2 separate regions of the Homo sapiens genome follow, and region 2 is linked to region 1. Evidence: chromatin contacts called from ENCODE Hi-C or POLR2A ChIA-PET data. All regions are on one chromosome and are shown on one strand. Each heading gives the region's core, a stretch centred on a gene start or an enhancer-like site at or near the end of the contact. The rest is flanking DNA. Distances are from core to core; before and after follow the strand shown. Region 1 holds the start of LINC02172 (long intergenic non-protein coding RNA 2172). Region 2 overlaps LOC105377448 (a long non-coding RNA gene).

Region 1 (4,517 bases), core at 1,264-3,763:
TTGTTATTGTAATGTGCTTTTTTTTCTTTTAACAATAGGTCTAGCAGGTGGCATGTGGCTATGGCTGGGTCTATCTCCATCTCCAGGGTGCCAAGATGTCCCTCAAAGTTTCTGTGGGAGGAATTTGTTGGTGGGATTTGGATTGTAAAGGCACGCGAGCATCTGCTGCCTCCCTGGTCTCATTACCATTCACACAATTAACTCCTGCAGCTCTCAGCTCAACAGCCAGAACCAAGGACTCAATTTTACTGCCTCTTTGACAATGCTCATTATCATTCATCTAAACTTAAGAGTTCCCAAGCTTTCAACTCAGTGGAAAGTTTTCTTGGGGGAAAGAGATCACACAGAGGAAAGCCTTTGGAATGAAGAGAGAAGGAGCAAAAAAAAAAAAAGATTAAGGACCTAAAATCAACACCTTGAAGTAACTGAGTTTCTAAAATGTGGAATTTTATTTCATTTTATAAGTAACACGCCACATCTTTAAAGACTGCCTCCCTCATATTTCAAAGGCCTGTGTTTGGTCTCCTAACATTTTCACTTAAGGAGCTATGATCAGTTAACAACAATAGTTCTTTCTACTGTCCTCATTGATACTAGGTCCAATTTTGCATCTCGTGGAAGCTTTGGCCAAAACTACAGCTGCCTGAGAAAAAGAGTTTTGAGTAATTTTCCATAGAGAGTAAACAGAGTGTTTTGTTATGCAAGGAGAGAAAGATTCACAAAACATGACAAATTCAAGAAAGCCTATATTTTTAAAGCCTCAGCAGTCCGATTATGTTAAATTGCATAAATATCAGCCTGCTACCTGAAAATTAAAAGTGTACTGTCCCTTTCACCATTTTGTTTCATGATAAATATTTACAAACTGCAGTTTTTAACAAGTTTATGTTGGACAAGAGTGAGGTGATAATAAATGATTTTTTTATAGGTTAAATAGCAGAAGCCTATTATTTATTGACATGTAGGCTACAAGGAGGTTAAAAGAAAACCTCCTTCCTTGATGTCAAATAAGTGATACAAAAACTGCACCTTCTCTTAAAGATATAACTTAATTTTTAAAAAGAAGCATTTAAAACAGTCTGCTCAAATGAAATAAAGCCTCTTTGGAACAACAGAAGAATGATTAGGCTGCTAAAAGCTGTGAAAGCAGTGCTATATATATAGTGAAAGCTATGAAGATTAATTTGTACTTTTACAAAAAAATTAGATAGTGAAAAATAGGTAAACTTTTACTTCAATGACTACAATTAAAAAATATGTATTTATGATAGCACTATTGAAAATTTTGTATATATTTAGCTCTATATTTCATAGAAACAGGAAACAATCTTATTGATACTGATTATCTTGCTTTTCCTTTGAATGCCATACATCAAAACCTAAAATTTCATTACTACATATACATTTTTAATATAGCATTAGGAAAAAAGAAATTTTGGTTAAGATTATATGGTTTGTTTTAAATTACCTAATTTTATAAACCATTCTTTGCTTCTTCCCAAAATGCAAATTTTCTCAAATAAAACCCAGGAGAAAATAAAATTAATGTTTGGGATGTGATATAATTCAAGCTCACCAACATGTAGATGGAGAAAAAATATCTTCATTTTTAAATATTTTAATGGTTATAGTTATAATTCTTGTGTGAAGGATAGGTAATGTATATTTGAATCTATAGAAAATGCATTGCCCCCTGGCTTCTTAGACAAAATAAAAGTGGGTATCTGAGTTCCTTATGTATTTGTCTTGATGTAAGTGATAACATGCCATTGAAGAAATTGTGCACACCTAGATTTCTTAACAGAATAGAACACTCAGTCATTTTTCTATTACGCAAAAGTTTAGTATGAACATCTCTGGTTATTTACAATATTCACAAAGACTTGCACGGTAAGAATGTAAAACCCCAATTCTGACTTCTCTGTACCATGCAGAAGTGTGACTGCAGATTTTTCTAAAAGTTGCATCCACACAAATACAATTTATGTTGTTAGTTGTTTCTTGAATTCTGCTACTCACATGGAATGCTGTCTGGTTCACAGCCTTTGTATTTCTCTTTTTTCCTGTCTCAGACCATTTGAACCCTTCCCTTTCCATCCCCAGAGTTCTGAGCTCTGCCCCAGTATATCCAAAACCAATCTTGCCTGAGTCAGGAAGGAGGTATGAATGTTGGTGCTCAGCAATTATTGATGCTTATGTTGACACTGACACTAGGCCTGTTGCGTGGCTCTAATTAGACTTCTTTATACCTGATGCGTCATCCTTGCCTACTGTCCCACTTCAATAATTGACGTTTAGACACTGTTTGGTTTTGCTAGTTTTATTCTCTCACCATTCCAACTCCAAGTTACTCAATCCTCCTCCAAACTGTTATGACTGTTGTCTTTATATCAGCTGGTGAAATTCCATGATGCTGCCTCTATTTTTGGAATCTCCTCTGGAATCCTCGCTGTTTGCACCACCTACTGTGAGATTGCACTACCAGCAATCTCATCTTACGCTGCCAAGTGCTCAATGAATGATGGTCTGTAGTGTGCTGTCAGATCCTCCAGTGTTCTACTCACCACATTGGATTTTCTTTTAATGCTTTTGGGTAAGTCCCCTAGAATTTACTGTGCTCCTGCAACAGGTTTTGTTTATAGGCTCTCTCTCCTCATGGCTTTGCACAATCATGTTGTTAACTAGGCCTTGCTTGTCATACTTGCCTATGTCCATAACATAAATGAGCTTTTAGTAATAGTTCTTCTTCTTAATGCATTATGAAAAATGTGAACTTCACAGAAACTGAAACACATGCCAACTGCTTAAATTCCATCTCAGTTATTGCAGAAGTCTATAGCATGGAATGTTGTTGAAAATAATAGAATGCAAGCATATATATTATTAATACAAATAGATCTCCAACAGCAACAGATTGTGTTTTATCTTTGTGTATCATGTTAGCAATGTTGTCTCAGATATTATTTTTAAAATTGTACCTAAAACAAAGCAAATCTGCATTAATGAACCAAGATATTTGGACCAAGTCAAGCTCAGTACTTGGCTTACTATTATGCTATAACAAATAGAATCGGGCATAACATTATAGCAAAGATATTTGCTATATTTTCTCTAAGGATTCTAATATGCATCAGTTTTAATATATATAGATATGTGTGAATTCATATATACTTTCATTATTTATTTAATATGTCAATTTAACTTTTCAGGAAATGTAATGCCATACAGCCACATGCTAATATAATTAAAATAATAAAGTGTACTTTCTCTCCAGAGTTATAAGTATGACAACATCCAAATGTTTATTAAAATGTTTTCTAAAAAGCATATGCTCCCAGGCACATGAATTAAATCCCTGAGCAAATACAATGCATAATGAAACAGCTGGTATCACCTCTTACAAATTAAAGAATATACAAATTTTAATATTTTCATGATAAGAGTTAGAAGTAACCTGAATTTTCAAACTCTATCACACATACAAATGTAAACACATATTAACTTATTCTTCATGTGTTAGAAAAATTACTTTTCTGATAAAAAGTAAAATTTTACCATTACCTAGTAAGGAAAAAAAATCTGTGTATATTGCTAACAAAATTGATGTGCTGAATTCAGTCTTTAGACGGACTATCTGCTAATCAATGTTAAAGTGTCATATTCACATTTTGCCTTGAGTCCCCTTTTAAAACCATCATGTTATTAAGATATTGTTTGACTGTTTTGCCCTTAGAAAGTCTCTGTAAATCATGGAATAAAGAATAAGGCTGTTAAGCAAATGTAAAATAAGTCAATCATGTATTGTATGACATATGGGCAATTTCCATTAAAGAAGTTTGTGTGTGAATAAAAGTAAAAATTCTATAAAATGAAATATCAGAGTCTAAATGGATCTGGAAGATAACTGTTATGAATGCCACACTAGTCAAATTCCTTGGGTAGGGTGAATATCATTCCTAGTGATTTTCATTCTGCAATTTGAATCAGTAGTTTAAATATTAGCACTTAACGGGTTTTTTTGTTAATCACAATATAGAGTCAATACAGAGTTCTATTTTATTCTTCAAAGTATTATTTTACCTTAACTATTTGTAATTATAAATGCTAGTTTGGTTAATGAGGTTTGTGATGAATGTTTGTTTTATTGAACTGATGGCATTGATTCACAAAACTTTTTGTACTCCGGGTCATGATTGCCTCTCAAATGAACAGTGGCTCTCCCTTAATCAGCAGTGACACTGAACAGCGGATGTATGATCCTTAGAGAAATGCTGCATTTTTTTTGTCATGATCTTCCCTTTGGTTTCATATTGGAATCACCTGAGGAGCTTTAGAAAACGCTGATGCCTGGGTCTCACCCCCAGAGAGTCTGACTTCATTGGTCTGTTTTGCTTCCTGAGGAGCTGGAAAAGTTCCCCAGGTGATTATAATCTACAGTCAAAGCTGAGACTTATTTCACTAGAATCTTTTTCTTTTTCTTTTTCTTTTTTTTTTTGACAGAGTCTTGCTCTGTCACC
Region 2 (4,408 bases), core at 1,454-3,953, 1.3 Mb after region 1:
ATTTGATAGGATTTTTAAAACAGTACCCTCGCTGCCATGAGGGGAATGGATTGTAGGAAAGCAAAAACAAAACCAGAGAGATCACTTTGAAGGCAACTGGTGTGGTCCAGATGAGAGACGATGAGGCTTTTACAGAGGTGGTACTTAGCAAAGGTGGGGAGAAATGAGAAGTGTAGAGACATGTTTTGGAGACTGAATGGCAGGATTTGCGGATGGATTTGATGCAGGGGATGAGAGAGTCAAGAATGACTCTCAGGTTTTAGCCGGCTGGTAGTACATTGGACCTGTTCACTACTTTAGCATCTGAGATTGTGACATTTCAGCCAAATGGCACCAAATGCACAATGAACTGCATTATAAATTTGAAATGCACAAGAGGAAACTGGCATATTTTACAAACTATCACCAGAGAAATCATCACCATTCTGATTCTTTCCTTTAGAGCAAGTGTGTTACTTGAGAAAGCCTCTAAGCATGCCTGCACACTCATAGTATTCTTAACTTAAGCAGAAAGAGTGCATTTCCTCATTATGTCCTCATAGCTGGGAGGCACATGAAATGGAGAGTGGGCTGGGGATTCTGTGCTTTGTTAAAGTGAAGGGACAATCAGCATCAGGAACATTAGCCATGGCAGTACACAGGATTGCACAGCGACGTATGAAAAGAAAAATCAGTCATCAGAATTGAATTTTTAGCTGGAGCCTAAGAGGCCAGATTTAATCATCCCCCTAAAATTATCACACAAGTCAATAATTCCTCCCTTCTCCTTGCAAAGGAAAAGAAATGGATTCTTTATTTTTCAGTCAAGCAGGTGGCCTTGAGGCAGCTAACCGGCTGGCTGAAATCTAAATACCTTCGCCAAGACAAAAGTCAGTAACATGATTGATTATCTTCTCATTGGAGGAGAAGAGAACCTCCCCCAGCCAATCAGCATACAGAACTGCTATCAGATTATCAGTGAACCAAACTAGGCTTAGAGCTGATAAACGAAGGTGCCCAAATCCCAGGCGCCAATTGGCTGGGGCTTCATCTACCAGCTCAATTACACTTGATGCATTGATTTCTAACAAGGTTCAGTTAGTTTCTTAGTTGTAAAGCCCCAGCTTTCTTTTTCAGACCTCAAATAAGTATCTACACTCCTAGTCCCTCATTTTAATATATCTGCTTCAACTGGAATTTGTCTGCCCCAGAGTGAATGCTTTCCTCCAGACAGGTTGAAAGTAGAGACTTCTGAGCAGCTCAGAAGCAGCCACAGGCGATCCCTACCAAACTCACTGGTCTTTCTCCTAGGGGTGAAAAAAATACCTTGGATCCATCCCACTTCACTGGAAGTGCACAGTTCAGATTCTGTCTGACCAGTGGTTTGTTGTCTTGCACCCCAAGCACCTTGACAGCAGGAAGTAGAATGGTTCACCCAGAGTGGCCTCAAACCAGAGTTCTTTGCACAGGGAGCTCCCGGGTTAAAGTAGGACCAGACCAAACTGAGTGTGAGGTGGCACTCTTAGACCACAGTGAGGTTCCTGCCTCTGAACTGAAGTTCTCATGTGCATCTACAATATCATCTGGTCTCAAACCCAGGAGGAATATGAAAATTGAGATTAAAAGACCCGGGCTAGACGAGGTGGCTCACGCCTGTAATCCCAGCACTTTGGGAGGCCAAGGCGGGTGGATCACTTGAGCTCAGAAGTTCCAGACCAGCCTGGGCAATGTGGTGAAACCTCCATCTCCACTAAAAATACAAAAATTATCTGAGCATGGTGGTGCACACCTGTAATCCCAGCTACTCAGGAGGCCAAGGCAGAATTGCTCAAACTCGGGAGGCAGAGGCTGTGGTGAGCCAAGATTGCACCACTGCACTCCAGCCTGGGTGACAGAGTGAGATCCTCTCCCCCACCCAAAAAAAGAGACCCTCTCTTAATAAGCAAAAAACAAAGGTTTCAAATTCCACTTGCTCTGTAATATTTACCAAGCCTATCAGTACCTCAAATTTCTCATTGGTAAAATGGAAAGGAAGAGTCACCAAAATAAAACACTAGAGAAAGGATTGTAAAACAGTGAGATTAACTTTCTACTGAATGGAAATCTCACCCATTGTGTCAGGGTAACTCCTCCTGAGACACCGTAGTAGAACGGTGTCCCTTATTCCTAAGAAAATCAAAGAATGCCGTTTACTTGCTGGCTATGTTTTTTTGTTTGTTTTTCCTTATTCCTCTTGAGGATTGCTGGTGTCATGGTTTGTAATGCTTGTTACTAGCCTTGGTATTTGAGCTTAAGAAAAAAGTCCTTGTAGAAAGAAGCTGTCACAGAGGCAAAAGGAGTCAACCAACCACCCATTACCCTAAAACACTACTTTCCACAAAGCTGAGGATGAAAGTCAAGAGTCATCATGTCATGGCACAGAAATCTTTCCTCTCTCCACTCAGGAAGGTTATCTTCCTCTTAAAGACTGAACATCAGACTTGTCAAAAAATGTTCCTTATTGATCTGACAGAGACAGAATATTGAAGTTAGAGAGATATTTGCTGAACTATCTCCCTTGTCTCGGGGAAAAGCTGAAATGCTGTTGTTGACCCTGACCATGAAGATTAGAATAGAGGTTGTGTGAAAACAGAGGTAGTGCTGAGTAGAGGCACCACCTCCAGCCTCGGAATATAAGCCTTGTGATTGATAGAGGCAGGAACCCAAGCACTCGGTGAGGGCGATGTGGGGGTGGGGGACGCGGTTGGCAGCTTGGCTCCTCTCCACACCAACCGGATTAGTGACAACATCACAGGAGTTCAGTGGCTGCTCTGGTTCTGTTTGCATTGTTTCCTTCTATGCTGTTAGGCAGAAGCACAAATACACCTTGTGAGAAAACCTAATATCAGTGACAGGAAGGAATGTTACTTTTAAAGGACTCCTTGCTCAGCCATGAGGCTCCATGCAGAGCCTCCTTCCAGACAGCCCTGATCCTCCTGGGCTTTTTCCCAAGGGGCAAAAAGCCACATTCTATAGACTGCACGACCTTGGGTTACTTGGTGGGCATCTGAGTATGTCTCCTTCCTCAGAGCGCTCAAAGTTCAGTTACAGTTCTATCTACAGGAAAGAAAAGGTAGAGAAAAGCCTTTCTGTGGTTTCTTTTTTTCCACATTAATGGTATCCTTTATACTCAGTGGTTTTTTGAAATGATAAAGAGAAGGAGGAAGGAAGGAAAGAGGGAAGGAAGGAAGGAAGGAAGGAAGGAAGGGAGGGAGGGAGGGAAGAGGACGCTTTTAAAGTCAAGAAAGTGATCAAGAGCATGCTGATGTGGCACTGACGCACAGCACCTGTGGGCATGGAGCAGCGAGAGCAGGGGTTGTAATCACAGAGGGGTCACGCCGCAGCACCTGGGGAGTGAGGGAGGATTCACTATCAGAATTGCCTGAGCAACTTCCCCAAAATACTATCCTCCTCCTCCTCCCCACTAAGATTCTGAGGTTGATTTACAGCGGACAGTGTGGAAGGATGTCCGAATGTGTCGAGTGGAAAAGGCAATATGCAGAAGAGTACTTTCAGGAAGATCCCATTTCTGTAAATAATACTGTCATAATTATATCTTATTCGTGCACGTCATTATAGTCCTAGAATAATGTGAAAGAATACACAGCAGATGTAAGCAGTGGTTTTCTCTAAAGGATGACATGATGATGGGCTTTCACTCTTAAATTATACATATTGGAATCTTTCACATTATTAATCGTTATGTTTCTCCCCCATCTAGTCTCACCAGACCCCTTTATAGTTACCCTGGCATGAACCACAGACCACAGAACAAGAAAAATGTTGCAAATACTCAATTTTTAAGAAAAAAAAATTTGTTTTTGCCCTAAATCTAGGGCAGGAAGATTCTGCCATACACTGACAGAGCAGAGGTTTAGGTAGAACCCCCATGTCTATAGAGAAGAAATGGAGGAGGCATATTACAGGGGCAGGAGTGGGTGACAAGGAGCAGCTATGATCCCCCACAGAAGAGAAAGTCCAGCAGGCCCCAGGGAGCTGCAGCAAGCTGAGAGGGGCTGAGGTGTTGCCGCTTTGCCCCAAGGTGAGGACCACCCATCACCAAGGGTTGTTGTCACCCGGTGGTGTCCCCTGTGGAGTGGCACTGATCTGCTTCCCCAAGTCTACCCAGCACAGCCCTGTGCCTGCCTCCCAACCACCCTCCAGTGGAAAACTCCCAGTCTCCAGTCCAGCAACACCAGACACTCATGAGCTGCCACCTTGGCCCTAATCAGGTGAGACACAAGCACTAGAGAGTGACTTCAGGGTGAAATCGAGCCTTGCGCTGGGCCAGGATGGGAACAAAGGGAACAAGTTTGGAGCAGCTGAGCAGGACGGCGGTGGGACACATTGCCTTTGATGTATGCACATTTTAGAATGCGTCATGTGTTGC

What was found. A loop is a pair of places that touch in the nucleus more often than their neighbours do. ChIA-PET counts read pairs that join two places held with the same protein, here RNA polymerase II (POLR2A). Pooled maps may share reads with other maps.
Region 2: POLR2A ChIA-PET joins it to region 1 with 11 read pairs in activated T-cell. The contact joins the enhancer-like site here to the promoter of LINC02172 in region 1. A Hi-C loop is called at or near these places in 1 of 168 maps with a recorded cell type or tissue (IMR-90) and 3 of 50 pooled maps. POLR2A ChIA-PET finds 5 or more read pairs at or near these places in 1 of 52 experiments (activated T-cell).

The regions. Positions count from the first base shown.
Region 1 is chr4:137,543,218-137,547,734 of GRCh38, forward strand. It overlaps LINC02172 (long intergenic non-protein coding RNA 2172), which reads left to right and starts at 2,514. Exons shown (of 2, transcript NR_146553.1): 1 at 2,514-2,593. RefSeq lists an enhancer at 1-684.
Region 2 is chr4:138,862,428-138,866,835 of GRCh38, forward strand. The region is part of intron 2 of LOC105377448 (a long non-coding RNA gene); the gene reads right to left. Among named protein-coding and RNA genes, the nearest start is that of NOCT, 150 kb to the right of the region's middle. RefSeq lists an enhancer at 3,660-4,161. Within about 2 kb of position 2,704, at least 3 of the 41 ENCODE cell types and tissues checked have a DNase peak (open chromatin) inside an H3K27ac peak, as active enhancers do.